Linked DNA regions of Mus musculus: regions 2 and 3 are each linked to region 1. The links are chromatin loops, found by intact Hi-C in ENCODE. Cell type or tissue: heart. All regions are shown on one strand. Each heading gives the region's core, and the rest is flanking DNA. Links, peaks and the distances in the headings are about the cores only. Region 1 has its middle 75 kb from the start of Jazf1. Region 2 holds the start of Jazf1 (JAZF zinc finger 1). Region 3 overlaps Jazf1 (JAZF zinc finger 1).

Region 1 (10,154 bases), core at 966-8,965:
CTCCATATAGTACAGCTAGGTCTCTGCATCTGTTGTTGCTCTTTCAGTCTATGTAGGTGTTTGGGAAAGATGATTTTAACTTTATGAATTTTATCTATGTATATACTAGCTACTTCCCTATTACCATGACAAAACATCATGACTAAGGAAGTTTACAGAAAGTATTTAATATGTCTTACAATCTGAGAACCTTGAAATCCATGGCAGCAGAGCAAAGGAACAGCTAAGAAGTCACATTTTTATCCATAACCACAAGAGAGAGAGAGAGAGAGAGAGAGAGAGCGCACTTACTGGGAATCCCAGGAGTCTTTTGAAACATCAAAGCAAACACCTAGTGTCTCACCTCTTCCAACAAGACCATACCTCCTAATCCTTCCCAAACAATTCCACCAACTGGGAACCAAGATACATATGGACCATTCTCATTCAAACCACTACAATGTGTGTATGTGTTGGTAGGTGGAAGGTTTTTTGTTTTTCTTCAGTAAATATTTGTCTAATTCCTACTGTTTTTTCCAGGTGATGTTCTAGCTCCTCACATTAAAAAACAGTTTATCTCTACTCTGTACTTTCACAACCTAGGAAGCAGACATGTAGACAAGCATCCTTCAGCACATATGCTGATGGCAAGGGTAGAGTTGAACTATGTAGAGGAGACAATACATGAATGCATACTCAGTCAAGTCAGAGAGCTGTTCAAAGGAAATCCTTGGGCTGTCAGGAAGAACCCTGAGTTCTTTCCAGGCTGCAGTGCCTAGCACTGGGTACTCAGTGCTTCTGTGGACCACAGCATCAGGTTTGGTAGAGAGCTTGGTAGAAATACAGAGCAACTGAACTGGAATTGTCATTTCTGTGACACTGCTGCAGGATCTAGGATAGGAGTCTGAGAAGTGCTACCCTATTCTTTAATAATTATTTTTAAAGAAATCAATAGAAAGTACTCAGGGAGGGTCTCAGCACACAGTCAAACTCTGCAATGCTGTGTACTGTGTGATGTCAAGACTCTGGTTAGAATGTCAAAGGGGTGCTTCTGCTCAACAGTTTCATAGACCAAAGAAAGAGGGCCCCATATGCACATTGCAGGATAAGCTCGGTAGGAGCCAAAGAGACATTTGCTCAAGGGATGACCCTGGCATGACCCTATGATGCAGACAGAAGATAAGCCTCCAAATCCATGCTCTGAATCAGCTGTTCGAAGGGGATTTTCCTCTCAGTTATAATTGGTCTCCCGAATGCATACTGAGCAGGTGGTTGGGAGAAAGAGAAGCCTTGGTTTATTTCTATAAGCAGTTGGGTGAAGGAAGCAACTCCTCGGGGAAGAAGACAGAGAAATCAGGAATGGTAATCTGAGTACGGCAAACTGGAAGGGGTGTAGATAGCAGAGGGAAAGATGATAAAGAAAGAAGTAAGAACTGGGAAAAAACTCTCCAACATATACCAGCTGCTATTTACTCAAAAAAAAAAAAAAAAGCCTGTTTGTTTCCAAGTCAAATTCAATTTAGCATGGTAAAAAGGAATGAAACTCAGGTACATACTTTCTGTTCACTGAGGCTTAATGATCAGACACCATAGCCTTCAAGGAGAGACTGCTTCTTCGGAGACTTTGCAGTACAGAGAGTCCACCTTGAAGTGCCTTCAGAGCATGTTCCACTGGCCTGCATATCTTTGCCTGGGCTAGCTCAGCCATATAGTTTATTAAAACAAACTAGAGTTCATCTTAAGATATGCCGGGGGGGGGGGCACCTTTTGGTACTTATTGCAAATATTAAACTAGACCAGTATTTGTTTCCTGCCTTAAATGTCTTCTGCACATAAAAAAAAAAAAAAAAAACAAAAAACAAAAAAACAAAAAACAAAAAAACCCTGTTACTGGTTTTAGGATAATTGATTTCAGTTCTACAAGTAAATATGAAGGCATGTGTTACAGCTAATAGTTCTGGTTGGGACCATATATACAGTTGATCACATAGTTTAGAAGATGTTTATTGCTCAGTTCCATGCACTCTTTAGAACTGAGCAAGTCACTGTTCACATAGGCTAACAGCAGTAACCCTCATCTTGGACATGGGACAAACAGCAGAGATGGTTAAGATACAGACCGGCATGTGAGCACTTACCATAGTAGCTAGGGAAACACATTTAGGGAAACTCCACGTCTTTCCTATGACCATCATTCTTATGAAAATAAGAATGCAGAGCTCTGTCATACGGACCTTCTCAGACAGCAGCCACTGTCAATCCCTTCCCCAGATTGTAAAAGGAGAAAGCATCCTTTTAAATATCTTTCTGAAGTTTAGCCTAGTGACAATCCATTGAAATGTCTATTCTACTAAACTTCAAAGCAGGACGTTTTAGGAACTTAAAGCTACTAGTTCACCGTGACTGTAAATTTATTTTTGGACAGCATTTTAAAAGCTGAGTGTTTGTCATGTAACATGGCTTTAGATTTCATTCTTAAATGTGTATGCCTCTGTCTCCTGCAAACACCAAAACTAGCTTAAAATAGTACAGAAATAAGTGGGGAGGTAAGTCTCCCAGCATCTAGAAGAATGCATGGGCACAAATCTCCACAGCCCTGGACTAAGGGTAAATCTTCAGGGAAAATTCCAGAAGCACCACGACAAAAGAGAAATAAATTAATTGGACTTCATTAAATTAAAAGTGTTCATAACATCAAGGCAATCCATAGGATGGAAAAAAATTCTTCAAATAATACTTCTGATAAGATAATTTACCTAGCATATATCACAACATGTATAGCTCAACAAAGTAAAGGCCAGGAACGCAACCAAGAGAATTAGATATCTCTCTGCAGAAGACATCTACATCTGATAGGCACCTGAGAAGATTCTCAACCCATAGCCATGACGGAAATGCAAATCCTGTCCACAGTGAAACAGCGCTGAATTGGGAGGCCATAGTTCACATGTTTTAAAAGGCATTTGGACAGATGTGGGTGATGTGTGAAAAGCTTATCCACTCACAAACTGGAGTTTGACTATAAATTGGTACCTGTGTGAGAAGGCAGTCAAGGTGGCTGGGAAGATGACTGGCAGGGCAGGGGAGTGGGGAGAAGGGCCACCTCCTGTGTCACTGTGGTCAGACAGGCACTGTTGGGCCACATGTGGGGGCATCTACACTTCTAGCCATTTCTGCAGAGACCAATTGAAGTGCCCAGCCTTCCTCGGCAAGAGAGTGAGCATTCCTCTACTCCTACCCTTCTAGGAAAGGCAGACCACTCCATACCGCTAAAGGAGCCTCTCCCTGACGCAAGAACAAGTGGGTGGCAGTTCCCTCACTTCTCAAAGGTGTACTGCTAAAACTCCCAGTGAGTTTACCCTCTCAAGGTGTCTGCCACACGAGGTCACCTGGAAGAGGGCAGGGACAGCCACAGTGAAGGAGGAGAGGGGAGAAGGCCATTAACCCCTGCCCAAGACAGCAGCAGCTCATTAGGTTAGGAAAAGGTAGAAAAGAATGTGTAAAAGAAAGCTAAAGCTCACATAGACCTTTACACCCACAGACGCCTGTGAGGTACCCAGTAAACATCGTTTATACATCCCAAAATATTAAACACTGAGTTGGCATAGTAGTATATGTGAAAATTCATCGGGAGCATGGACTGCTTCTATTTTAACAGTGAAATTCCACAATCCCTATACATTTTTTTGTTTTGCATAACTAAAACAGGGAAAAAATGAAATAAATTGGAAAATGTTGATAATTAACATACATTTATATTTCTGTGTGTGCATGCATGCATGTATGTGCATGTGTGTATGTGCGTGTGTGTGTGTGTGTGTTTCTGGGGATCTAATATACTATTCAAATACCCTACTAGTAAGCTACATCTTCAACTCTATAGGAATTTTTAAATGACTAAATTATAATTTTGATGCCATATTTTTTAAACATTGAGGGTTTTGAAATGCTAATCTCACATCAAAGCTGATAACCTTTTTAATAACGGGAAGATGTGAGCACTTCTGATTTTACCTACCATTTTGCTCTGCGTGTGCAAATGATGCATAAATAAACATGTAGTTTCGATAAAACTTCCTTTCTGGATACTGGAATTTGAATTTGGCATAATTATCACCACATGTTAGTCTCTGGGACTTTTGAAATGTGAGCCCATTTTTAGCCTGCAAGCTGGGGGTTGGGTTGGGTTGGGTCCATCGTCTTTATCTTGCTCCATGCTCTCTATGACCTGAATGTGCTTAGAGTTTAGTGTCTGTGATGCAAACAGTTACAGATAACTCTCACTCCCAGAGACTCCTAGGAAGCAACGGCACTCACTGTGAGGACCCTGTGGCTGACAGGCTGTGGGTGATCTTGATTCCTTTATTATATTTCCCCCAGTGTTCTTGCCATCACACTGTCTTCAAGGGGACAGACAGAAAGAAAACACATGCAGACTGTGGCATGCCTGGCTATCAGATTGTCTTTGGTCATCCAAGTGAACTAAATGACTTCTAAACATTTCATTTCCAGGCTGGGACCCAGCCTCCTCACACAAGCAAAAGCCTGATGCATAATTGTTCTAAGGACCTGCAGCCAGGCAACCACGTAATTATCAAACCAGACTTTGGTACAAAAGCCTGCATTGAAGAAAAACCCAAAGCAACCAAAGCAGCCCCCTGGAAGGCCACCAGGGGGCAGAGAGTCTGTAACCCAAAGAAGGAATTTCAGGCCCAAGTAGAGCAGACCTTTCTGTTAACTGTCCAGCTATATCAATCTCTTTCAGAAACCGAATTGAGATTTTTATAAAGACCTCATTTTGTTCACACAAACTGGCAAGTCACAAAATTTACCAGGCCCGTTTTTTGGAAGGTAGATAGCTAGGCACTTTCAAATTGCCCAAGCCAAAAAAAAAAAAAAAAAAAAAAAAAAAAATCACTGCATGGTCCAAGGTAAAAGTTCTAGAAAATTTACACAAATTTTTCCTTCCCAAACAGATATTTTTCTATCCCACTGGCAACTATTTTCAAAAATAGTCATTTTTTAATTTTTTCATATACAGCAAAATGCAACCAAATGAAACTTGAAGGTGAAATTTCCCATTTTTCTTAATGCCTCCGTAAGACCTAGGAATTGCTAGAAGCAGAAGGGCGGGATGTGGGCCGAGGGCCACCCTCACAGCTCTCTAGCACATCAGTCTCCTAAGATTCCATATGTGGCTCCCACGGTTGAAGATAATATAAAGCCTTAATTTGTGTGTTTTCCAAGTAGCAAGTATTAACAACTGTATCTGATCTATATTCAACACTAAATATCAAAGAAAAAACACTAATGTATTTTATTGTAGGCACTAGTAGCCTAGTGTAGGCACAAAACTCACCTGCCTAACAATTTCTGCCTGAACCTTGCTAATGCTTCCTTCTTATAGGGAATCTTGTATCCATAAATACAATTCCTTGTGCATCTGAACAGACAGGTCAGGCTAGAATAGGCACAAACACTCCTGACCTATCTTCTGTCATCATCTGTCTCCCTTACGAAAGAACCTCCCGGAACAGTTCCAAACTTACTATCTCTAATGTCTCTCCCTCGTTCTTGTTCTTTAACCTTTTAAATGTTAGTTGTGACACAGACACATAGCATCAACTTCTCCCGGGCAATCATTCTAAGTGTACCGAACAGCAATGCTAGTACACTCTTATTACAAGGCAGCCTGCATGCAGAACTCTCCCCATAGCTGACAGCCTCCTGTCCTCAGCCTCCCACAAACCTCTGGCAACCAATATTCTCCTCTGAACTGATTATTTTAGGCACCTCACTGGATTTAAATCATACCCAGTTTATACGGCTTTTTTTTTTTAAGCTGGCTTAATTTATTTATTTTATAAGGTCAACTTTCATGTATGTTTTGAATATGTCAACATTTCTTCTTTAGGTTGAATAACAATCCATTGTAGATGCATATTGTATTTTGCTTAACAATTAATAGATCTTCGGGGGATGGGGAGATAATTTGGTTTGTAAGTGCTTGGTATGCACAGAGTTCAAACCTCTGCCTCTGCTGTCCTAACCAACAAATGTCTCAAAAGACCCAAACCTTCTCTCTCTCTCTCTCTCTCTCTCTCTCTCTCTCTCTCTCTCTCTCTCTCTCTCTCTCTCTGTCTCTCTCTCTCAACATATACATATATCTTAGAGATAGTAAACACTCAATTTATATTTGTTGAATTGGTAAAGGATTGGCTAAGTAAAACATGAATTTTACAATTTAAAAAATTAAGAATACACAAGAACAAGCCACCCTAAGAGTCCACAGAAACTACACCCAAAAATTGAAAAATCCTTCTCCCAATGGACCTTGGGTGTCAGTTATCACAAATAAAACATGTCTGTATAGAAATGCTTCCTATCTCTAGCTGCATATGTATCAGAAGATGGCCTAGTCGGCCATCATTGGGAAGAGAGGTCCCTTGGTCTTGCAAACTTTATATGCCTCAGTATGGGGGAACACCAGGGCCAAGAAGTGGGAGTGGGTGGGTAGGGGAGTGGGGGGGGGGTCTGGGGGACTTTGGGGATAGCATTTGAAATGTAAATGAAGAAAACACCTAATGAAAAATAAATTTAAAAAAGAAAGAGAAAAAAAGAAAGAATAAAATACTCAGATCATATTACAATAAAAAAAGAAATGCTTCCTAAATTCAAAGAGTAAAATATTTATAAATAGCAAATGATAACAAATGTCTAGGCAGATTCATGAGGGAATCAAGCTACATTTAAGCAAGCAAAACTATAATTGTTGAAATGCAAAGGCTCTGTGGATGAGTTACAGAACTTAGAAATAGCTGAAGACAGAGCCATTGGCTTGATTTGCACCATTTAGCTGTTAACTCACAATATATCCAGCACCTGAACATAAGCGGTAAAACTAAAACCTGCTCAAAAGACAACAGGGAAGGCCTACCCACAGACTTACCAATGGCTTCTGGAGATATAAGACCAAAGCACAGGCAATGGGAGTACATAAACTAAGCTACACCGGTGTTTAGGAGTTGAGCATCAAAGGACACAACCAAAGGATGCAGAGGCAAGAAGAGCTCACATGCCATTTATGTGTCTAACAATGGGAAGTGATGCCAGAATACAGGACCACAAGAACAGCCACCCCTGATTTAAAACAGATGATGCGAGACCTTAGTCACCATCTTAAGGTCTGTAAATGGCCAGTGACATGTCAAGGGATGGAAGCTCAACCATGTTGCTCAGTTGAGAAATGCAAATCAGATCTAGAGTTAGAGTACTGTATATAGTCTTAGGAATGCCCCATCAAAGCCTCCAAAAGTAAGGTTGGTAACAGATGTGGAAACACTGGAACCTTTATATACTTCTAGTAAGAATGCAAAATGGCACAGTCACTATGTTTTGGCAGTTTTTTAAAAAAACGAAAATAGGATTACCATAGGATCTAGAAATTCTACTTCTAGATATATACCTAAAAGAATTATAAGCAGGGTTCTAATGAAATACCTACAATTCATGTTCATAGAAGTAAGTATCATTAATCCAAACACAGAAGTACCACAGTGCCCATGAATGGACAGATAAGCAAACAGTGGTATAACCACATGATGGGAGGTTATTCGGTCTTAACAAAGGAAAGAAACCATGATCTATGCTACAGTGTAGAGAAATTTTGATGGCATTATCCTAAGTGAAATAAGCTAGTTACAAAATTATAAATATGACATAAAGATGCTCACCTGGAGTCCCTAGAGTAGTCAATGTCCCAGAGACTGTAGCCTGATGGCTCCTAAGAGCTGAGGGGAAAGTTTCAGAGTTGTTTCATGGATATGGGATTTGTGTTTTGCTAGATGTAATGAGCTTTGAAGAGTCGTTGCATAGCTGTGAATGGAGAGCAGATACTTCCTGCATATGAACTCTTTCTCAGCAGGATATGTGAGAAAGTTAATTATAACAGATGACTTGGGAGGCAGTGAATGAGCAGCTGGGGGTGGGGGTGGGGAGAATGAAGTGGGATTTTCCCTCATCACCTTTATATGCTTTCCCCATCCTCCTTGTTCACTTTTTAAATTTAGCTATATCATTTAATCAGAAAGACTTACTACAGAGAAAGTAAAATTCTAATATGAACACCAGGCTGAAACATAGTAATCGTGATATATAAAGAGTCCCAGGCCTACTAAAAGCAGATTAATGGGAGCAATCTATGCTGGGTGCCAGAAAGAGGGTCTGTTTGTAGTAACCATTTTCTGTCACACCTACTGTCAACCCACATATGGAGGCTTAATTCCATAATCCTGGTGCCCAGGAGGCTGAGGCAGTAGGGTTGTTTCAAGTTCAAGTTTAGACTAGGCTACAATGTGAGTCCCCATTTCAAGAACCACAACAGGGATCAGATGGAGGGCAAGAATACTGGGAGAGGCATTTTGGAGGTGAGGTAGAAACCTAGTTCAATGGAAACTCATCTACAAGGGTGGCCCTAGATAAGACTCCTAGCAATGAGGGATCCAGAACCTGAACCAGCCATCTCCTGTAACCAGGCAAGGCTTCCAGTGCAAGAACTGGGACATCAACCCAGCCACAAAACCTATGACCTACAGTCTGCCCTATGTACAAGATGTTCTGGGGTAAAGGTGGTCTACAGGTCCCACCCCTTTTCTTTTTGCCTAGTAATCTATAGATTATTTATATATTCTAAGTCACATTTTGTGGCTGGCTTTTCCACTTAACATCATGCTTCAAGGATACACATTTTATATATATAAAAGGCCTCTTCATCACCTGAGCACTATCCCACTGTGTGGATACTCCACATTTTATTTCTCCACTTTTTTATCAACAAATATCTGGGCTGTTGCTACTGTTTAGTGACTGATAACAATGTGGCTGAGAACAAGAGTTTACAAGTATCGTTTCCAGACCTAGCTTTTCATTCTTTGGATGTGGCCATGTGATCATTTTGCTTTTTGTTGTTTGGAGAGCCACCACGCTGCTTCAATAGCAGCTTCACCATTTGTCTGTGCCCATTAACAGGGAACAAGGTTCCCATCGCTCTCTGCCCTGTTCAGCAACACTTACCTTCTGGTTTGCTTTTTAAAATAACAGCTGTTCTAATCCAGATGAAGCTGGGTCTCAGTTTTGTCCTGATTTGCATTTTTTTCAGTGGCAAATGATATTGAGCACTTTCATGTGCTTATTCAGAAACAAACCATTTTTTTTTGTAATAGAAACTTCTATAGACAACTCTCTATAATATCAAGGGGTATGGGGAAATATAATCATCAAAATATGGTGTGTTGAAATACTGTTCAGTGCCTCATCTCATCAGAGGAGAAAGATTCTTCCCCTCTATTCAATCTGGATGTCTCTGAGCAGCTTGTGTGGGCTGATGAAGTGTGTCAGGCATGCCCGCCAGCCCAAAGAGGTATGACTTGTTCTCACCAATCCTTGGAGCAGGAACATTCCTCATAGTCACTGAGCCTACGACACAAACTGACACCTGGGAAGAAATCAAACGCCTAAGGCAAAATCTGCCCAAGGCACAGCCAGAAGCAGCTCCTTGCTCCGGGAGGCAGCTAAGAGTTTTGAGGCCATCCTTTTAATATTCAAAAATGAACTGAAACACAGATTAGTTCCCGATAGTAAGACTACAAGTGATTTTCCTTGATATTTTCCAATTTTTATACAGTAAGTATGCATTATTTATAAGGTAGTAAAATGGGACTGGGGAGATGGCTCAGTCAGAATTTGACCCCCTATTACCCATACTTTAAAAAGCCCCTGTTTGGGGCTGTGAGTGTCATTAGAAAGTGAGCACAAACAAGTCTCCTTGGGGGATATTTTAAATGTTCTCATAGTTTGTGGTTACACTGTACAACTCTATAATTTGTTTAGAAAGAATTGAGTTATATGCATACCATGGGTAGATTTGGCAATATGTGAATTAAACCTCCTTTATTTATTTATTTATTTATTTATTTATTTTAACAAAACATTCTTTCTTTGTGTGATGACATTGAGAAACGGGCTTTAGTTTCAAGATTAGACCGACCAGTGACTTCTCAGTGAAAACACAACAATAAAAAATAGCCCCTTGCAGAAAAAGCAGACATTCCTCAAAAAAGCCAGCATGAAGAATAACATCTCTGGATGAGAAATAAACTGCAACCCCAAATTTGCCC
Region 2 (10,154 bases), core at 1,163-9,162, 76 kb after region 1:
GGAGTGGGGGAGGGGGGAGGGGCTGGGGGTTGAGGGAATAGACTAACCAGGTTGTACAACTAAGGCAAGCTAGCCTATCTGAACAAGTGAGTAAAGTTGGAAAACTGTGATAATTTGGTTCATCTTAAGCTGTCAGCAACTCTGGGGAAACCTCAGGCAGTAAGGCTGGGAGGCTCCCGCCGAAGTGGGTTATCAAAGTCACTGAAGAAGCAGCCAATTCAGAGAGTGAAGGTATGGCTAAGAGAGCCAAGCCTGGGAGATGGGATCATGGAGCTGTGTGTCTGACTTGGTCCTCTAGTTCAGTCTCCTACTAACACCTGCCCAAGGTCTGGAAGGAACAGATAGCAACAGCAGGCTGGTGGGACCTCAGAAACTCAGGACAAAGACAGCTCTGGAAGCCACTGAGAGGATAATAGTCATCCACCATGCATTGCTGGGAGATCATCAATAACATGGACACAGGTTTGGGCAAAAGGGCTATGCAGCCTTGGAAAAGCATTCATGCCGTACTGTATACTTCATAGCCATCAAAAGCAACAGAACTCATCACTGGAAGGAGGGGTGATAAGCAGATGCCACAGCAGCCAGGGGGACAGTACATGGGCTCGGTCACATCACCCACAGACAGACTCATAGGACTGATGTAAGAGGAGCTTGTAAAGCCCCTGGCACTGTACATGTCCTTCTCAAATTGCAGCCCCTCACATCTTGCCATGAAGACTTCCAGGATTCACAAATCCTGGGTCTGCCCTTCATGCAGTTCCCTAGTGGTGTGCTGGACTAAGACATGTCATTGGAATGAAATAGCAATTGCTTGACAGCTCTTGTGAACCTGATTTTAAAAATCCGGCTGCACCGGCCTGAGGAGCAGTGATGGCTCCCTTCAAACTGGTGGCAGAGTTCACCCAGACGGTTAAATCAGAACTGCAGCAGTTGGCTGGGGATTTATTAATTCCATTCTGGAGAGGTCTGGGGAGAAGCTGGCGATGGATGCCATTACCGTGTGTATATAGAGTAAGTAGAGCAGAAGCAGCCAGGTGAAGCTCACGAAGAATGCTCACTTGTGTAACCCAGGAGAGAATCTTTCTTAGGGTAAAGCCAACCCTCACTATGTAGATAGGCCCGGGGAACCAACCAAGAACAATTCACCTAGTTTTTACTGCAGTTGTAGGGATCAAACTCATGGTCTAGCTATGTTAGGCAAGGTCAGATTAGTTTCGGAGCTGGAAAAAGATCAATTTGACAAACTGTTGCATAAGCGGGCAACAAGAGTGCAGAACAGTAACAGTGCTCTGTGGAAGAAGGCAGAGCCTAAGGAAAACATGCCATCTCTGACAGAAGGGCTGCTATTGGTGAAAGTGCAGCCTTAGTTCTTAAGAGCTGGAAAGAGGGACGCATCAGACCTCGGTAGAGGTGGCTGCAGACTTCCCAGAGCTGCTGAAGATCTCACAACTCATTCATCCTTCAAAGTAGTGGGGGTAAAAGGAATGCCCCTAAGTCACCAAGAAGGCAGTAGTGAGTAAACCTGAAAAGCACTTCCTGGAGGCCTGTATATGGCTGTCCCCTTGACAGCACTGACACAGGTCCACATTGGGCACAGGAAATGCATGCTTTGATTGTCTGGGTATCTTGAAATCCTTGTGTGGAAATCAGACAACGGCATAACAGACCTTCTGCTGGCTTTCAGGTGTTTCCACGAAACCACCGTGTTCCCACCTCCCTGGCAGCTGCCCATCCTGAGGGCCCTGGCATAGTAAGATGTAGGAGACTCTTATCTGTAATGTCACTTAGTTGCAAGTCATTGGAGTGCCACCTTTACCCTATGGCATTACTCTACACCCTATGTTGAGTAGACATACTGACCCAGAGAGGTACAGTGCTCCAGGGAGAGGCTAGCAGTTTTCCAAAAAAAAAAAAAAAAAAAAAAAAAAAGGATCTCGGAGGCAGGGAATTCGTGTAGTTCATGGCCACTCTCTTATCTGACTCTTTGGTTCTCTTGCCACCCTGCCCTTTTGAGACAGCTTCACTCCCCCAAGTGAGACAGATAAATGTTTTCTCAAAACAGAAGTGTACCAGTCTCTTGGAAGCCACAGGATGAAGTGCTTGGTTTACATGGTTTTTATAGCCTAGATATAGACTTTATCTAAAAGTACAAACGTGCAACAAACATTTTAAAACGTAATAGAGCACAAGTAAAGTATTCACTGCAAAGCGTTTATTTTTCATTTGTTTGCTGTGGTTACCCTGTGGTTTGTCCCTGTCAATTGCTGCTTTGGTGTGTATACAAAACCAGTAGACTTGAAGATGTAAATGATGATGATTTTAAAACACCGAAAAGAGAAAAGAAGTGTGCCAATTAAAAGAGCAGGATGCCAACTAAGCAAGCCCCAATTCTATGCTGAGTTGTAGTAATATACTGATTTTTTCCCCACAAAATGTAATGGTTTGACACACAAAATAATTTGAACTCTTTGAAAATTATAATTCATTTTTATAGTTACTTTGCTTCTTCACATTAAAAATAATCAATATGCTCAATTTGGCTGACCAGGCTTTTACTTTGGCAGGCACACTTTGTAATAGTAGAGGGTAGGGACTGAAGGTAGCCAAGAGGTATGTACTAATAGCTCCCAGCCCCCTTCCTTCCTCCTTTCCCTTACACTCTCCTGGCCTTTCCATGGAGGAGTTCTCTTGCTTGAGCCACCTCTGGGCCTCCTACACTCTCTGCAGTTGATAACTCCACATAGAGAGTCATTCCTCCTGAGAACAGAATTGTCACCTCAAGGCTCGGGGCACTCCCCCAGCTGCTGCAGAGTTGGGGTGCCTAGCATCTCTAAGGAGGCTGATCTGGCATCATTCTTGGCTGGAGTTTTCTCATTGCATTTCCATGTCACTGGGCGTGAAGTCTATCTGCCAGATATCCTGCTTGCTCTCAGCTAACGGCCTTCCTCCCTGTCTGGGCAGCAGGGCACACTGCACAGTTGCCAAAATTCTAATTCACGGTGGAGAATTCTACCTCCTGCTCTTTAGACCCTTGTCTGGCCCCAGCTTCCAGCCTAGCGGGTCCCTGGCTCATTATCAAGCCCTTGGGTGCCCTTCCCCCATCCTCACTTGGTCCCAGGAAATTATTTCTGGCAACAAACTGAACTTTAATGACCTGCTGCCCCAACCATACTCAACTCAACTCTCCCCTTGGCAAATTTGTCACCTTGTAGGCTCAAAGAAGCGACAGACCAGACAAAAATGTCGATGGGTGAGAGAACTCAGCCTCAGCCTTTGTGACTGGGAGATTGTGAAAATTTTCTCCGGTGACAGAAATACTGCATATGTCTGCATTTACATTTACACGAAGTGCCCTAACAATCCTAATATTAGAGATAACACAAGTGGTATATGCAGTTTAAAAAGACAGGGTTGTTATTTTTCTAGGTATATGCACCAGCGGGTAAATGAAATTGTTCTAAAGACAAATGCTAAATTCAGAATGCATGAATAAATTTTTTAAAAATTACACCCTCGAATCATGCACATCTCCTGGTGCTTCTTGAACACCTGGAAGAAAATATACACCTTGTAGGTAAAATGTAACTGCAACTGCGGTTGGAGACCAGAAGAGAACTGGTTCTTAAGAGGCTATCTGGTCAACAGTATGGCTTAAATGCTCACAGGATGATATAATCCTAACTGATTGGTGAAATCTTCTTTTTAAGTGAAAATCGAATTTGCTTTGACTTTCATTTCCAAACCTCTACACTTGCCCCTTTCGTCTTTGGAGCAGCACTGCCAGACCTGAGCCACAACACGGGGTTCAGGAGGTGCGGGAATTTGGGGTAAAGAAATTGAGATTTTTGTTTTCTCAGAAGAATCAGGGAGAACAAACGTGATACATATGTAAAACACAGTCAAATGCACTTGACAACCAAGCGCTCTATTTTGAAATTTAAATAAAGCTAAGATTTTTCTTCTGGCCTAGGGGGAAAGCTTCATTAAAATCAATTAGTTCCTACTAACCTCCAGAGAATACGGACTTTTTAATTTTTTTTTTTAAATGAGAAAGTTTAAAGAACAAGGTGCACACAATTACCTTTCCTGGGTCCCTAGTGAATACCATCGTCACACCTAGACAGGTGGCCAAGTGCAAACAAATGTCCCTAAGAGGGCTGGGTAACTCCCTGAGTGCTCCTCTGGGGTGAAAAGCATGTGTAATTAATAGATGTGTATCTATTAAGAATGTAGCGCGCATAACCAAGGGAGGCTCCAAGCGGACTGCAGGCACCTCACAGGGCGAAAGGGCAGGCCCAGGGACGTAAAGTTGGAGGCGGGAGCTGCCAGGTGAGGCCTGGGTCGCGGAGGTTGGGGCCCGCACAGCTGCAGGCGCGCGCCTGCTCCCTCCTCCCAGCCGCCGAGTCCTCCCCGCCCCCTCCCCCGAGCTCCCGCCGCCTCCCGCTGCCTCCCGGAGGCTCGGCGCTGCGCTCCACCTCGCGCCCCCTCTCCTCCGTCCCGGGCTCGCGCTGCCCTCCCCGCGCCTGCCCCCTCCCCGGCCCCTCCCTCCGCCTCCGCGCGCGCGGCGCTCGCAGAGCCGACTCCGGGGGGCTCTCGATGTAGCACCATGACAGGCATCGCCGCCGCCTCCTTCTTCTCCAACACCTGCCGCTTCGGGGGCTGCGGACTCCACTTCCCCACGCTGGCCGACCTCATCGAGCACATCGAGGACAACCACATCGGTGAGGCCCGGGTGGGCGGGGGTCGGGCGGCGGGCGAGCCCCGGGGTGGCGCGGGCCGGGCGCCCGAGAAGGTGCGGGCGTGGAGGGCCGCGGGGCGCGGGGATGGCCGGCCGCAGGGTGAGGGCGGGCGCGGGCCGCGGGGGGCGGGTGCCGCACGCCGCTTCCGCCCGGCCCGAGCTGTCAGGCTGGCGGGAGCCGGGGAGGCGCCGCGGCGGCAGCCATTCCGCTTCCTCCCCCGCCTGCGTCCTGTCAGCGCCGGTTGCTAGGTGTGGCGCGGCGGGAGGGGGCCGCGGCGGCGGCGGCGGCGGGCGCGGGGCGCGGGGCGCTGCGTGCTCTGAGCGGCGCGGGCGCGGGGCCCGGCCTGGCGCGGCGGCTGCGGTTCGGGCGGCTGCGGGCCGCGCCCATCCCTGGCCGGAGCGCCCCGAGGCCCCGGTAGCAGAGGGGAGCCCGCGGGCGGCGGGCGGGCGTGTCGCGGCGCCCGCGTTGCGGCTAGGCCGGAGGTGCGCCGGTCCCCGCGGGGCCTGCGCGGCGCGGGCGCGGGGACGCGGGGGAGGGGCGCCCCGCGGGGCCGGTTGTGTCTCCCGGGACCCAGGGACCTCCTAAGTCCTGCGCCCCACGGAAGTCCTTGCATCACATTTGCACGCTCATCCCCACCCCTGCGGAGGGAGATGGGTCTGGTGCTTCTGGCTCAGAAGACCCAGCCACCTGCAGAAGGTGTGGCCGCTCCCCGGAGTGGCCTGGTGGGTGAAGAGGGCAGCCGGTTCCCTGGGTGAGGCTACCTGTGAATTGCTTCGAGAAGACCAAATGAATGACATGGATTCGACCATGTGGATGCAGCTCACGTTTCTGCAAAGTTGAGAGAGTAAATCACGACTGCTGTGCATTTATGCACGAATAAAATGAGGCAGAGCCTCATGCCCCTTTGCTTTGTAGAATGCTTTCTCCTTGCACACAGTGGGCGCTTAATACGCGCTAAGTGCCAGTTTAGAGCGGGATTTGCTGGGCCATCCAGAATGGGAGCTAATCATGGAAACTGTCTGCAGAATGCCTTTGAAAACAGAAATCTGATGAGTAATTGTCAAGCTTTGAAATTTTTCAAAGTTTCAAAGTATCTCCTTAATAGTTTTCCCCATGTCTTCTGATAAAGGTGAGGTAAAGAACCTATGCTCTCAAGTATTGGTGGTCTGAAAAGCGGTTTAATAGAGTAGCAAAGCTGCTGAATCATATCGTGACTGAGTAGTCATAGCTAAAAGTGCTCCAGGTATAAAGTTTCTCATCATGGCTTAAACTGTAGTGATGCAGTTTCAAGACGAGTTTTCCCAGTTCCTCACTGGACTCCCCTTACTTATTAAACTAAACAGAAATGATAACAGAAAACAGTTATCCCAAGTTCCATCCATTTCATCAGTTAATTTATGTAAGTTGAATGAGTAATACTTTTATCTGGTTAACTTTCTTAACTTGGGACTACCTGCTGATTGAAAGATAATTTAGTTTTAACATGAATTAAACACAATTATTTCTTACGAGTTAACTTGGAGCCAGATGATTTAGACTAGCATTGGTAAATCATAAGCCTCTTATTTTGAGTTGGCAAAGTTTTCCCAGTATTGTGCAGCTATCTTTAAAGAGGGTCAAGGGTTTATGAATTTTCTAAAGCTAAACTTTTAAGTGATGATATCTTACTCCCAAAGGTCTAATTATTTTCTTTCAATGGTGAGAGGATTGAAAAAGAAGTTTAAATTGTTTTGGCAAGGCTAACAGTTATTATACTTGGGAAATAGTTGTTCCAGCAAAGTTTTTGAAAAATAGATGTTAAAATGAACAAACACTTGAACCCAAAGCTTGAAGAGGCTGACTGGAACTGCTGTGTGCCTCAGATGAGAAGAGGCCTTCACAGGACAGCGGGCCATGCAGAAAGAGATAGGATTGGAGCTCATGAAGAAGAACGTTTGGCCTAGCTGGTGCTGTATAAATACACTTTAGATAAAGAAGCAAGAGTCAACATACAGAAGTACTCATGAAAGCTCTACATTTTATTATTTATTGTCATTTGCTCTACACGTGATATACGATAAGCTCTATACATGAGATAATGAGGGGTTTTGTTTGTTTGTTTGTTTGTTTTTTTGTAAATGGTTGGTTCACTGATTTAATGTTTTAATCAGCTAGTGGCCCCATTAAAGATTCATGAAGAGACCTAAGATGTATATGTTATTTTAGTTTTATTCAAGGGTCTTATTTAGTATCTTATATATCTGTAAGAGGGTTAGACTCCTTTTGAATTGTTACCATTTAATCTCTAGTCAAAAGCACTGACAGACTTTTCAAAATCCGTAGTTTTCATTATTACTATTGTTTATCACTCAGATTACCCACGTTAAGTTGTGAGTGGCAGTCTTTCTCATATATATATATATAGATAGATTTATGTGTATGTGTATGTACGTATATGTATATATGTGTATGTATGTATAGATTTATGTATGTGTATGTATATATGTGTATGTACATATATACACACATACACACACACACACACACACACACACACACACACACACATATATATATGCGCTTACATGGCTGCATTTTCATGTGTATGGTGATTCTGATTATTGGGCTTGTAGCGTCACCTTCAAAACACCAGTTTTACCCTGCGCTTCCAGCCACAGCTCTTGCTTTTACTCTTTTCCATTTCTCGTAAGGAACAAGGAACTGTGGCTTCAAAGACAAAATAAATCTGCTTTCACTAGTCTTTTTCTTAAGCAGCATTTTTCCTCCTTCAAGATGCTTCTTAAAGACACACGTTCTTCTGATTTGCTCTTTGCTTTTTTTCCTTTCATTTCTGTTTGTTTGGTACTGGAGCTAGGTCCTGTCTCCGTAAACACCCCAAGTATTCTAAGCCCAAGCCTGCCCCACTCACTCACTCACTCACATGCTGGGTAACTGTGAAGTGCTACCCTCTCCACTCCCCACTGTCTACACAGAGGCCTGGTGCTGTTTCCTGGAGACCAGAGAAGCTTCTCCTGGTGAGTGGATGCTCGAGTTGGTAGAAACACTCTTTGTGTGACCGTCATAAATAGGTGAGGTTAAACTGGTGACAAGGGAGCTTGGAAACACAGAGAACACTAAATTCAGCAAGAAGGTCATGCCCCAGACTTGTGCATGAACAGTGTATCACTGCTGTGGAATCTTACACTGTATCACTGCTGTGAAACCTTTTGGCTTTGGGACTCAGAAAGCAATTGTGGCCATTAGCTGGTATCATCTTTGGGTGCATATGTGAAATTACACCTGGATTTTGAATTTATTTATGTAATAGCCTAGCACTTGCTTTTTGCCAATATTCTAAATATTTTGGGGTTCTTTTGTTTGTTTGTTTTTGTGAAGGAAAACAAAACACCAGAGTTTGGGGTATCTTAAATGCTAATGAAAGAAGATGAATAACAATTTAAGTAAATGAAGGAGTGTTGAAAGGTAGTTAATGATACAGAAGTTAGAATAAGGTACAGTAGATTTGGAGTAATGAATGTTAGGATTTTAAATAAATGGTCAGGATAGTCCCTAGAAGCTAACACAAGGGTCACAATTTTGAGAGGTGACATGAGAGGGAGCAGGGAGATGGGATCATGCCTTTGGAAGAGAGACTCGGGAATCTGACCCAATTTTGTTCTTATAGTGGCGATGAACTAACATGTCCGATGAACTCAGAGAACTAACTTCCCCTGGATGGCAAGAGCACACCTTAGCTGTCACTTATTATGCAGGTTTCCATTTATGGGGCTAAAATCTTAGTCACAGGAAGTGGCTTTCCCTAAGCCAGGACGGGCATCTCTAGACCTAGAACATCACTGGAGTTGATATTTTTACCTATTTCCCTATAATCCACAGGTGCTTCATTTCATTGAGTAGGTATGTAAGCTATCAACTTAATAAAGCCAAAGCCTCTGAAAAGAAACGTGAGGGTAATTCCTATCAATAATGTAGATTCGCTTCCTGAGATGACTTAATAAATGTTATGGCTTGAATGAGGAAGGTCTCCCATAGGTTCATGGGCCTAGATAATAGGTCCTCAAATGGTAGTACAGCTAGTTATAGAAGGCCGTGTGACTTTTAAGAAGTAGAAGCCAGCTGGAGGAAGTAGGCCTTTGGGGAAAAGAAGGTCCTGGAGCCCTGCCCCACTTCCTGTCTGTGGTCTGCTTCTTGATTAGTGCTGCAGTGTGACCAGCTACCGCACACTTCTTGCCGCCATGCCAGACTGTACCTTATTTCTTGAGCCAAAAGAAATGTTCTTGTAAGTTCTTTTTGTCAGGTATTTTATGACAACAATAAGAGAAGTAACTTTGATTTTTAAAAAAAGTACTGAGAAGTGGGGCAGGTGCTATAATAAATTAGATTATAGAAGTCTTTGGAACTAGTTTATGGGAGTCATGTGGAAGACTGGACTAGAATAGAGGAACCTCACTACACCATAAACAGAGCTTAGTGGGTCATTCTGTTGGGAAGATCAAAATGCAGAGATAAATGTGGAGAGTAGAGGCCTAAGTCAGGAACAGGACTAGAGGACACTGGCATTACATTCTGGTAAAGAGTCTATCTTTATTCTGTTCATATCCTGAGAACTTAGACCGAATTCAAAAGTGATAGACTAATTTGTTTGGTAGAGTAAATTTCCAGGCAGGATAGCATTTAGGCTGTGCTATGGTTACTGCTCACTGTCCTTCGTCTAGGGTTACAATTAAAAAGAGCAACAAAATGGAGCAGGAGGACCTAAAGAAAATTCTAGTTTCCTGAGGCAAGGAGCAGGTTTAAGGTCGCAGACATGGCAGGTGCTGAAAAAAACTCTTGTAGTTATTTAAGGAGATGAACACAGTTAAAGAAACTTCCCATTCTGCACTGGCACAACTGGGATGGTACCAAGGACAAGCTCCCACCTAGTAAAGGCTCCATCTAATGAAAATCAGATTTATTAGAAGGGAGGGTGCCTGAGCTGAGAGTGCTACCGAAGTGCATCCCTGCCTGATGACAACTGTTTTTCTGCCTGGAAAACGGTTTTGCAGATTCAGCAACCAACAAACACAGAGCCACTCTAGCTTTGATCCAGAGGGCCCAGGCTACATCTCAAGATGACAGCAGAACCTGGCAGTGACCTCCAAATTGCCGATAGTAAAGGCTTAAAGATGTAAGAGTAAGGGGCTTGGGGAGGAGGGCTGTCCTATAGGCTTTTGCCAAGATTCTAGAAGGCTGCTAACTCCAGGCAATGTGTGGAAGAATTGGCTTCCCTGTACTGAGGCCTGAGAGGCCATTGCATGAATTGGGAAAATGAAGTTGAAGTTGCAGTGAAAACCCCCCAGCCCCCAGTGTGCTAAAACTTTCAGGACCATAGAGTATTGCTGAGGAAGGACTCAGGTGGCACAGCTGGCCAGG
Region 3 (10,154 bases), core at 640-8,639, 170 kb after region 1:
CACATAAAGTCATGTCTCAGTCCTAATGAGGAGTTCCAAGACAAGCAGGGCACAATGGCACATACCCATAGTCCCATCTACCCTGGAGCCTGAGGCTGGGTCACTTGAGCACTGGAGTTTAAGGCTAGCCTGGGCAGATACCCCTTAAGCTAAAAACAAGACAAAATGGTTTTCCAAGTTAAAAGAATTCCAGGACACAGCATAATACATATAACCCTTGGAAAGTACACAGTGGGACACCTTCAGTAAGAAGGTGCCTTCGGGTCTCCTGTAGCCAAAGACGTCAGTCAAAGATGACTGACTCCCAGTCCTCCTGCTCTCATGTCTCAAGTGCTGGCGAGAGCTGTGTGCACCGTACCCAGCTAGCTCTACATCTTGTTTTCTAGTGAGAGAAACTTGACAAAAACCTGCTCTAAGGCTTGTTCCCACCATCTCCTGAGCACTGAGACTGCATAAGAGATGGGAGCCCCACTCTCAGAAACTTGAGACTTCTTTCTTTTCTAGCTGGATCATGAAAGGACTGGGGAATGCTTGACAGTTTTAACTGGCAGTACGTCTCGAAGTTTCTAAGCACAGAACAGAAGGAGGCCAGGATTCCTGTTGGAATCTGAAGCCATGGATAAGAAGCTGTGTTCAGAACTCAGACTTTTAAAGTGGGTGCCTGGCTGCCACAATTTACTGAACTTACTGGGTACATGAAAAGTTTTTATTTTAAAGTGGTTATCTTCTTGTACTTTGTAATGATTCCAAAGCCCCCAGTTGACCAGGTTGAAAGGGGTGGCTGTGTGTGTTTGTTTTTCCCATGGAGGAGATGGAGAGACTCAGCATGCTGTAAAACCAATGAGCAAGACTGTACCACTTGGCTCTGTCTGATTGGTTCATTCCATGTCTGAGATGTGTCCTTACTACCTAGTCCAAGCTGCCCTCAAACACAGCGTCTTCCCGTCTCAGCCTCCCTGCCTAGCAAGACTCTTAAACTCACCACAATCTGACAGTTGTGGGATTTCTTCCTCTTTCTTACTCACTTCCGCCTTTTCAGATTCTATCTTTTCCCTTTCCCTCTTTTAGAAGGTAGAATTTTCCCTTTAACGAGCAGTAGCAAACCATTGGCAGGGAAGGCATCCTTAGCGCCCCAGCTGTGGAGCACAAGGAGCACGTCTGGAATCCTTTTCAGGCAACACAAAGTGCTTCAATAGGGCAGCTCATGACTGACAAGTATTCAGCCCTCATGACTGGTTACATTTAGACCATTCCCAATATCAGATGTAATGATCAAACTACATCCGTAACCATTCTCTCGTCATTCAAGAAACCAATCTTTTTGTGTTGTTAGACTTAGAATCAGACAAGCTAAGATGAAGGGGCAGTCCACATAATCCTGAGGTTGACAGTCCATGGCAGAGGGTCCTCAGTGAGTTAGCCGGGATCCAGTATGTCTTTGAAGAGCTGTCACTGAAGAACCCCATCATGGGCTCAGCTTTACAGTGTCAATGATTGATGCAGTAACACATCAGCTCATGGCACTGCACTTTAAAAACTACAAATAACTAAGCACACTGGCATGAACAAATGTACCGCACAGCCAACCTATGAAGTGGATGTTTCTGTGGAAACAGAGCCTGAAGTTTTCGTCTATGGTTTAGGATCCCCTAGCTTGGTGACTGTGGAACTGGCATGAGGACCCAGATTTATATTATTCTCAAGTGTATAGTGCACCAATCCACTTCGCACAGTAACCCAAAGTCAAATAGTCATAATTACTCACTGTTTATTGAGTGCCTCTCAATTGATGGGCCTCATGCAGATTTGGAAGCTGAGTTATATACAAGATGGCCTTAAAAGTTATGAGTAGGGAAGTGTATCAGAAACCTCTGACCCTGTGTGAGAACCAAGCTGAGGGGCAAAAGAAGCACCAAGGGGAGCCTGGGGCAGAGCTGTCTGATCGCTTCCAGAGATAGTCCCAGACGGGGTGGCTGGGAGGAGGGGCGGTACGTAAAGTCCTGTGATCTGTGGCCCTGGCACAGTAAGTGAGAAAGTAAGTCTGAAGCACTCAGCAGGGTCGAGGCTGCGAGCTAGGCCTTACGGTTAGGGTTGGAGAAGCTTGGCTTTCATAGGCCTGTGGGAGACAGGAGAGTCTTGAGCTAGACTGCTACGATCAGATTAGCATTTGTGGAGCTGTTCTTGGGTGCCCTCTGGAGGGTGGCTTAGCTATGGCTCTGGAGGCCTGGGGCCAGATGCTATTGCTGGTCAGAAGCAGATTCCAGTAGTCTTCAGATGGATGCACCTGCTCCTTTGTGGTTTAGCTGAGGGTGTTTTCCAGGAGGAGCTGAAGGTAGGTAATGGGCCCATATATGGCTCTCATTCTGGAGAAGACCAGAGGAGGGGCCAGATACAGGGGAGCTTTCAGACAGGCTGGGGTGATCTGTCCTGCTAGTCTGATAGTCCAGTGGAGCTGGAGGAAGAGACTTGAGAGCCATCACTAAACAGAGGAAAAGAGAGAACACAGAACACCCATGAAGACATCCTAGACAAGGACCTTCATGGCTGGACAAAGGAAGGAGTGATGAGAAGCAGAGGAGAATGGCAAGCCCAGGGGAGAGGGGCCTAGGCGTCACATTGCTCTTAACTGGAGTGGTGAGCTTTTCAGCATGCGCATACGGGCACACATACATGTGTACACACATACATTCACTCACATGCACATGTGCTGCCTTGAAGGAGGTGATCTGTGGCATGGCCTGTTTGAAACGCTCTGCCAGGTCTTACATTTTGCCTGAAGAATGCTTTAGCAGTCTTTAAAAGTTTTAAGTCTCCATGTACTTTCTCATGACCATCAGACACAATTTATTCTAACATAGCGAAGGAGCTTTTAAGTAATAAATTTAATTTCTAGCTCAAAATATAGTATTCTTAGTTAGGGAGAGTTTTGAAGTCAACTTATTTAGACCCTTAATGTAACTTACGTCGCTGATTTATTCAATAAATTCTCACTACTCTGTCACAACCAGGTATGTACATTATGGCCCTTTATTCTATTCACTTTGTTAAGAACATAGAAGAATGAAGTTTTGATATTATGGGAATACTGCTGTATTTGAGCTACTAGAGATGGAGAAACTTCAGTCTGTGATTTTGGGGTGGGGGTAATCTTGATAGATTAGAAACACAAGATTTTGAATCTGAAAGATTTTGAATCCCAAATTCTCTGGCCTTTATAATATACCAAGTTCCTGCTGTCAGTATTGCCTAGAATACTGCCCTATGTCCTCTCTCATGGGATAGGGCTCTGGTTATGGCTGCAGGGTGCAGCAGAGGTCACTGTAAGCATTTCTGGTGCTCCAAGCTTATCCAATGTCATAGGCACTCTATTCTGTCGTCTCAGACCCCTTCCATGACCCTACAGTGCTGGCTGAGCATACGGATGGATTGAGTAGCTGATAGAGGTGGAGATGCTGGCTGAGCATACGGATGGATTGAGTAGCTGATACAGGTGGAGATGCTGGCTGAGCATACGGATGGATTGAGTAGCTGATACAGGTAGAGACTGCATCGCTGATGCTGAGCATCATCGAACGTTTGTAGAGCTTCTGGTGCTCGGAGAAATCTCTTCTCCAACCCTGCCCTCTGAGGATTGATTCCACCCATTCCAGGGCTTCCTCTGAGGTGGAGCTGAGCTCATGTTGGTGGCTGCCCTCCACTTGCTGCTCGTCTGCATGGCTTTCCTCTCAGAGTGCACTCATCATGAGGGGCATTCATGCCACATCTGTCTGGCCCCAACCTTATCTCCACTGGGTTGCATCCCAGCCTGCTGTTTTCCCTATTACCCTGAAGTCAGAGGATACAAAAAAACAAAACAAAACAAAAACCTCTCCCTCAGCTGTCTACTTCCTCCATGTTTCCTCCCCTCTGATCCCTCCCTCCCTCCTCTCCTCCCTCCTTTTTGTTCTTGTTTTTTGACAAATTCATACTTTGATTGTATTCATCCTCCATTTTCTCTTGCTCCTCTCTATACTCAAAATGGTTCCACGAAATTTTCTTGCCTTTCCCACCAAAGCCATGCATAATAAAACACTACTATACGGTGTCTTGGGGTTTCTACCTGTTCTAAATGTTAGCTATTCTAAGTCTAGAGTTCAGGCAAATGTATGGGTGGCTGTTGGCTCCTACAGTTTGTGAACAATTATTTTGGCTTGAATATTTATCTCTAAACAGGGAGAGGGTGAGGTTCCCACCAGCACTGGCAGATCTATCTCTCTTGTCTGACATTTCCACGTCTTAAATGTTTTGTCGTAGTGTGAGACACTTCTGGGGGTATAGAATTTTTCCTCTTTAATTTATTCTTTTTTTCTGTTCCCAAATTGCAGGCTCTGGCATAGCATCAAGGGAGACCTAGCCCACCCTTTGCATTATATACTTAGAGTCTACTGACCCTTTCTATTCTGACAGTTGAAAGCTGCTTGCCTGAAACTGAGTCCAGCTTCCAGGTGCTAGTTTGTCATTTTTGAGTAGCATTGTAGTTTGCCTACCACAAGAGGGCAGCACAGGCAACTGCAGAGAACAGATGCCTGCAGGCAGAGTGCTGGCAGCATGAAGGCTTCTGAGCCTGCAAGCCCTGTCACCCAAACATGTATGGTGGGCTCAGTGGTTCTCTGTGAGGGGAAAAGCAGACATGGCTGTGGCCCCCTTATAGGTAGGTAGACTGACCCTGAAGGCTTAGTGGTGACTTACATGGCCAGGAAATGGTTACACAGCCAGCAAATCCCATGCTTGAATCTAAGGCTCTTCTAGAATTCCCCCTGCCAACAGGTGGGGCAGTATCATCATAGTAGTGACATATATTTAACAAGGTGTACAAATGTAGAAAACCATATGTCCTATGCCAGCAGTTTTATGTTTTGGTTTTGGTGTTTTTGTTTTCTTTTTGTTGTTCTTGGTTCTGTGTGTTGATTGTTTTTGTTTGTATGTTTGTTTGACCAAGCATCTTGAGTGACCCCAGTGTTCTTCTGTTCCAACGAGACAGAAAAGGATGGGACTGCTGACCTCATACAAACCACCCTGCCTAGTCTCACCAATCTCTCAGTTGTTCCAAGCTAGTTTATATGAAGCATCTTAAAAATCTAAGACAGAGGATCATGAGAGTGTCAACAAGGAGAAAGCAGGCCCCATATCTTTAAAACCCAATCAGCTCTTGCCCAAGTCACCCTCCCACCACCAGCTGAAGACTCTCCTAACTCTCCAGTCAGAGACCTAGGCCACTGGGTGGTCTGCCACATGTGGTGACTCACTGGACGAATCTCAGATTTACTCCAGGGGGTTCTGCCACTTTTGTACTTAGGTGATTCTATCAGGTAATTAATTTTAAGAGCGTATGTTTGTTAGTTGAAGGAAAGAAAAAAAAAAAGGTTCAAGTAGCATTGCCTGTTTAGGCTGGCTACCCAGGATTCATAACTTTCAATTTGAGACCAGAGTGGGGAAGTCAGTATGTGAAAAATAGGTAGTATCTAGCTGCCTTTTTAAATCAGTAAAATAATTAAAGTCTTTGTACTTTGGCATACTAATGTATTGCACATCTGCAGAGTTCGCTTAATAAGGAAAATGCTTGAAAAAGATAAAATTCCAAAGCCAAAAGCAGCTAATAGTTGGAAAAAAATCCTTGTAGTGATTAATTGACCTCTTTTTCTCTGAAGAGACTAAACATTTCCTAACCGCCCTGCGCTGGTGCGGCCCCTGTCGAGCTCTCGTTCCCAGTGATAAGGGCCAGCACCAGGGTTTCTGTTCACCATTTTCTTAGGTCCCAGTGTAAGGACCGTTGTTGTGTTTAGGGAGAGAACACAAATATTTATTTTAAAAGTTTCTTTAAACAAATTCTTAGTGGAGGGTAGAGCTCTCTAATGCACTGCAGCTGGGCTGCTGGCCTTTAAAGTTGGTTGCCGTCTGTACACTAAGTCCTCTCTCTGCAAGTGCTCAGCCCAGCGAGCATAGCTCCGACGCGTCTCTGGATACGGATTTACATCCCAGGAGCAGGCCTTACTCTGGGGCTGCTGAGGCCTACCTAGGAAAAGCCCCTAGTGTACATTTATTAGGAAGTGCTCAGTGCATATTTGCAAGTACTCTCTTAGAGAGACAGTTGTGTAAAGATTCACTAACTTACACGTTTCCTTAAATTCTTAAGTGAAAGACAGCAATTTGTAGCAAACCAGAGAAAAAGAAGGAACAGCATACATTTCAGATACCCCGAATTCTACTTGAATTTTCTTCCATTCTCATGTGGGTTCACGGAGGTGAGAAAGTTGTTATTTTAACCAGGACTCAGGGTTTACATCTCAGTCTGACTGTCTGCAGCGTTCTTGGAATTCCGTCTGTCTTTCCAGGGAGGCCTGTCACAGGGAGAGGAGGCTGTTGTTGGCTTTTTTTCCTCTCCCTTTTCTTGCTGGCTTGTCTATGCTGAGCCTGGCCTTACCCCAAGTATATGGGTGGTATATGTTTTAAGTTGATATATTAATGTTGAATTTTTATTGTCATGGTTTCTGTTCATACTCCTTTCAAACCTTTCATTTATTTGTTTCTGAACCTTGGCTATCTCATAAAAATGTCACCATTGTGGTTGAACATTAAGCACCTTCCCATTTTTCTCTGGGCCGTTGAAATAAATTTGGACCAGGTGCTCTACTCATAATGGAGCCCCTTGAAGTGCCCTGATAATGAGCCGGGAGCGGAAGCTGTCAGCCTTCAGCTGGCTTGAAGAATGCAATTAGAGCAGTTTAATACTGCAGCAGGACCCCATCCAGTCAAGGCCACGGGACTTGAGACCTAGTCGAGAAACATGCACTTTAGGCACATCAGCATCTCTGCTGCCTGAGCCTGGGAGAAACAGCAGACTCAGGATAATAAGCCACGAGGAGAAAATGCTCTAAAGGTGACAGTGTTCTCAGCCATCTCTTCTATTCTGAGGTTGTTAGGACCTTATTTATGACTTATGATCTGATGTCACTGGGATCAAAATTACCAGTGTCAAATTAAGTTTTAAATCAACTAAGGACACAGAAGGCCTTAGACTTCTACCCTATGAAAATAGAACAATTTTTAAGAGCAAAAAATTTAGATTCACTTAAATATCCATTAACATCAAGAGTGCTCAAAGAGTATATCTATATAATATGGAATAGTATGCAGCAATTAGAAAGAATAATATTGTCTAATTGTTTAAGCAGTTTTATATAGTCTTATATGTTGAGAGAAAAACTAACTTAAAGTATGTATTTGTATAGGAAACGTTGTGAAGAAGAAACTGAGATGAGTGAGACTAGGAGGTTGTATTTACTCTATGCAAGTTTAAAAATTATTTTCCAGCATTTAACTAGTGACTTCAATATTCTTGGAATGGGATTACTCTCTGTCAGACGCGTGACTTCCTGTAAGTAAGTAAAGGTTTCACAGGCAGAAGGAGGCGTAGAGGAGCCTCGCTGCTCTGGATAGTGAGGGGAATTGACTTGGAAACAGATCTGCGTTTGCTGCCCATTTGAGGGCACAGATGTGGAGAGGCCCGGAGGCTGTCGGTAGCTCTCTGTCCTTGTCTAAAGGAAAGGCATGTTCTCTTTCCAGGACCACATCCTTTTTCATCCTTTACTTCTCTCCAGAAAATGAGAGCATAGCCCAGCAACCATTGTTGCTGTTGTTATAAACATTGTAATAAGCACTCGGCTGCAGGATCCTTAAAGGATTCCCCCCTGAGTGGGTTGTCCCAAAATGCACCACGTAACGCCATGTCAATTCAGTCTTGTTTGGGCACCATTAAAAACATAGTAGTTTTACACAGCTCTCCAGGCAAGAATGACCTCATTAATGAGAAGAGGCATATAACAGTTAAAGCCTCAAACGCTCATGAAGGTATTATTTTAAAACCTTTTAAATGCCAAACACCAGGCTGTTTAAATAGCTTGTTTCATGTAATATTTATTAGTTATTAAGCCTCATTTTTGTTTTGTTCTATACAAATAGGAAGTTTACTTCAAATGACCACAGAGAGAGATTTCTGTTATCTTCCCCTCCTTAGTTTCTTGGAGTTTGCTGAGTTTGGATTCCTCTTTGTGTAGACCATTTCTTTCCCTTTAGCATTTTAAGATATTGAGCACAAGATTAAAATCCTGCTTTCCACTTGAGCTCTACTCCACAGCTCAAATTTTGTAATTGTTCCTCTGACTGCAACAGTTACTAATTTTAGCTACAAGTAAGCTTCCTCCTGTGACTTGCACCTACACTCCCCTTCTGGCACCCTCACAGTGACCTGTCACCGTGCTTGCATGAGATGACTTAAATGTCCTTGGACAGGAAAAAGTGCAGCCCATGGACCACTCCGAGGCACTTTAAATAGTGTGCATGGGCTTTCCTAACGCAGGTTAGCTGTGTGTTGATAAATCCACAGAAGTAGAGTATGCCGGAGAGGCCTCCCCTCTGCTGCTCCCAACTAGCCAGAACTGGTTTCCTTTGTGAGACTCCACACCAATTTAAAAGGCAGAGTGTGCTTGACATCTGGACTCCTATTTTTTTTTTATACCATGTCTTTCTAATTGTGTTTTTAAGCTATTCTTTGTTTCTTAATCATCACTCTGTAAGTATAAGATTCTCGCAGCCATTTGTCTCTCTTTACTACAAAGAACAACGCACAAGTCCAGGGGCTTCTATGCAGACAGGGTGTACATCTCCGAAATTACTTCTGGAGAGTAACTGTTCCCAGACAGCAGGACAGTGCAGACTGGAGCCACTTAGTGAGGTGTGAAGGCTCCTCCTCCCTCTGAGGGGAAGCGTGGTTTGTGAGAATGGTAGGTGCCGGTGACTTGGTCCTCTATTCGAAGTGAAACCAGAGCAAACCACAGGGGTTCCGTTCTGGAGAGTCAATTTGCTCAAGAGTTTGCTTAGCTAGGCCTGGGACTCTTGGGTGAGACCTTCCATAAGACAATAGGGCGGTGAGCAGCTTGAAGTCAGCACTCTGCTGAAGGCAGGCAGGCTGGGGAGAGCTTGTCTCTGAAGACACTGCAGCGAGGAGAGAGCAAGCTGGGTCTCAGGCCCAGCTCTAGACCGCTAGACCTGCCCTGCTATGCCCTGGGTGACCTCTTGCCATGAAGAGTGCCTGTCTCAGGGAGTCCTCTGATCAGTGAAATCTAGATGTCAGTGGTGCTCTACTTTGTGTGAGAGAGTAGCTTTATCTGCTGCTTGTTAGTCACCTGTCTGTACACCAAAGCCATCAGCTGGCTGGGACGAAGGGACTAGGCAAGAGAGGCTGGCTTTGTATTTTCCCTAAATGTAGGTGGTTTTGTGTCACCCATAAAATGTAAAAAAAAATTTTAAATATGTGTCAAGAATAACATTTGGGTAGTATGCATATATATATATATATATTTTTTAAAAATTCATTTGTGATAATGAAAAATGAAAACACAAAGATTAGTAACTTGCTCACTTAACTCATTCTAGTTTTGTGATTTTCTGTGAAGTGTTTATGTGTTTACTTGTAATGTGTTAGTTTTTGGGTGGTGAAAAGGAGCTGAGTTATGAGGGGGGTGTATATTTTCTTTTTGTGTATCTATTTTCTAACTCCTACAGTTGTAGCTTTTAAAAGTTACTTCCAAGTGTGTCTAAAAACACTTGTCTCAGTGACAGCCTGCATTTGAGGTCTGGCTTTGGGCTTTTTGATGTGTTTAAGGTGGACTCTCAGATAGTTAGAGTCCATACCAAATGTGGTAGCAATTATTTTCTGTGAACTTGAGTGCTGTGTGGGCTCTTGCTGCTCCTTGAATTGTATTAATTATTCCTTACATCTGCCCTTTCACATAGCTCAGGGGTCTGGAGGGAGCTTGATTATTGCGGTTGTTTCAAGTCAGTTTTCACCCTGGGCTAGCAACATCACCACACTTTCACACCGTACGGAGCGGGCTGGCATTCTGAGCACAGTCACTGCTGACACCAGTGAGCAGCAAGACCTGGGTTTAAAGACAGTCACCCCACAGTGTGCCCAGATTATGCAAGCAGTGTACGTTTCCTTCATCTGCTCCAGAGTTCTTCCCTTTGGTTTATTTAGAGCAGAAGATTCACGGAATTCAAGAGCGGTGCCCTGTGATAGACTCCAGGCATGATGCTTATGTGAAGCTACAGTGTCA

What was found. Peaks named below come from ENCODE experiments on the same cell type or tissue, not always from the same donor. Only the 100,000 strongest peaks of a DNase experiment are listed, where the experiment ranks them.
Region 2: a loop joins it to region 1, with 2.5 times the contacts of the local background. A loop is called at or near these places in 6 of 42 quality-filtered maps.
Region 3: a loop joins it to region 1, with 2.2 times the contacts of the local background. A loop is called at or near these places in 2 of 42 quality-filtered maps.

What each region holds. Positions count from the first base shown.
Region 1 is chr6:53,138,699-53,148,852 of GRCm38, reverse strand. No RefSeq gene overlaps it. Among named protein-coding and RNA genes, the nearest start is that of Jazf1, 75 kb to the right of the region's middle. In heart, for the core only: a CTCF peak has its summit at 4,639 (motif pointing right); no DNase peak of the experiment used is centred there.
Region 2 is chr6:53,063,023-53,073,176 of GRCm38, reverse strand. It overlaps Jazf1 (JAZF zinc finger 1), which reads left to right and starts at 4,553. Exons shown (of 5, transcript NM_173406.3): 1 at 4,553-4,724. The coding sequence starts at 4,610. It overlaps Gm33097 (a long non-coding RNA gene), which reads left to right and starts at 5,182. Exons shown (of 2, transcript XR_377680.3): 1 at 5,182-10,154. In heart, for the core only: no CTCF peak of the experiment used is centred there; DNase peaks (open chromatin) are centred at 4,596, 4,956 and 5,346; H3K4me3 peaks cover 2,038 bases; H3K27ac peaks cover 1,971 bases; H3K27me3 peaks cover 5 bases.
Region 3 is chr6:52,964,343-52,974,496 of GRCm38, reverse strand. The region is part of intron 1 of Jazf1 (JAZF zinc finger 1); the gene reads left to right. It overlaps Gm33219 (a long non-coding RNA gene), which reads left to right. Exons shown (of 2, transcript XR_377681.3): 1 at 1-3,443; 2 at 3,491-9,339. Among named protein-coding and RNA genes, the nearest start is that of Gm33219, 7.1 kb to the left of the region's middle. In heart, for the core only: CTCF peaks have their summits at 2,177 (motif pointing left) and 4,530 (motif pointing right); a DNase peak (open chromatin) is centred at 8,286; H3K27ac peaks cover 3,070 bases.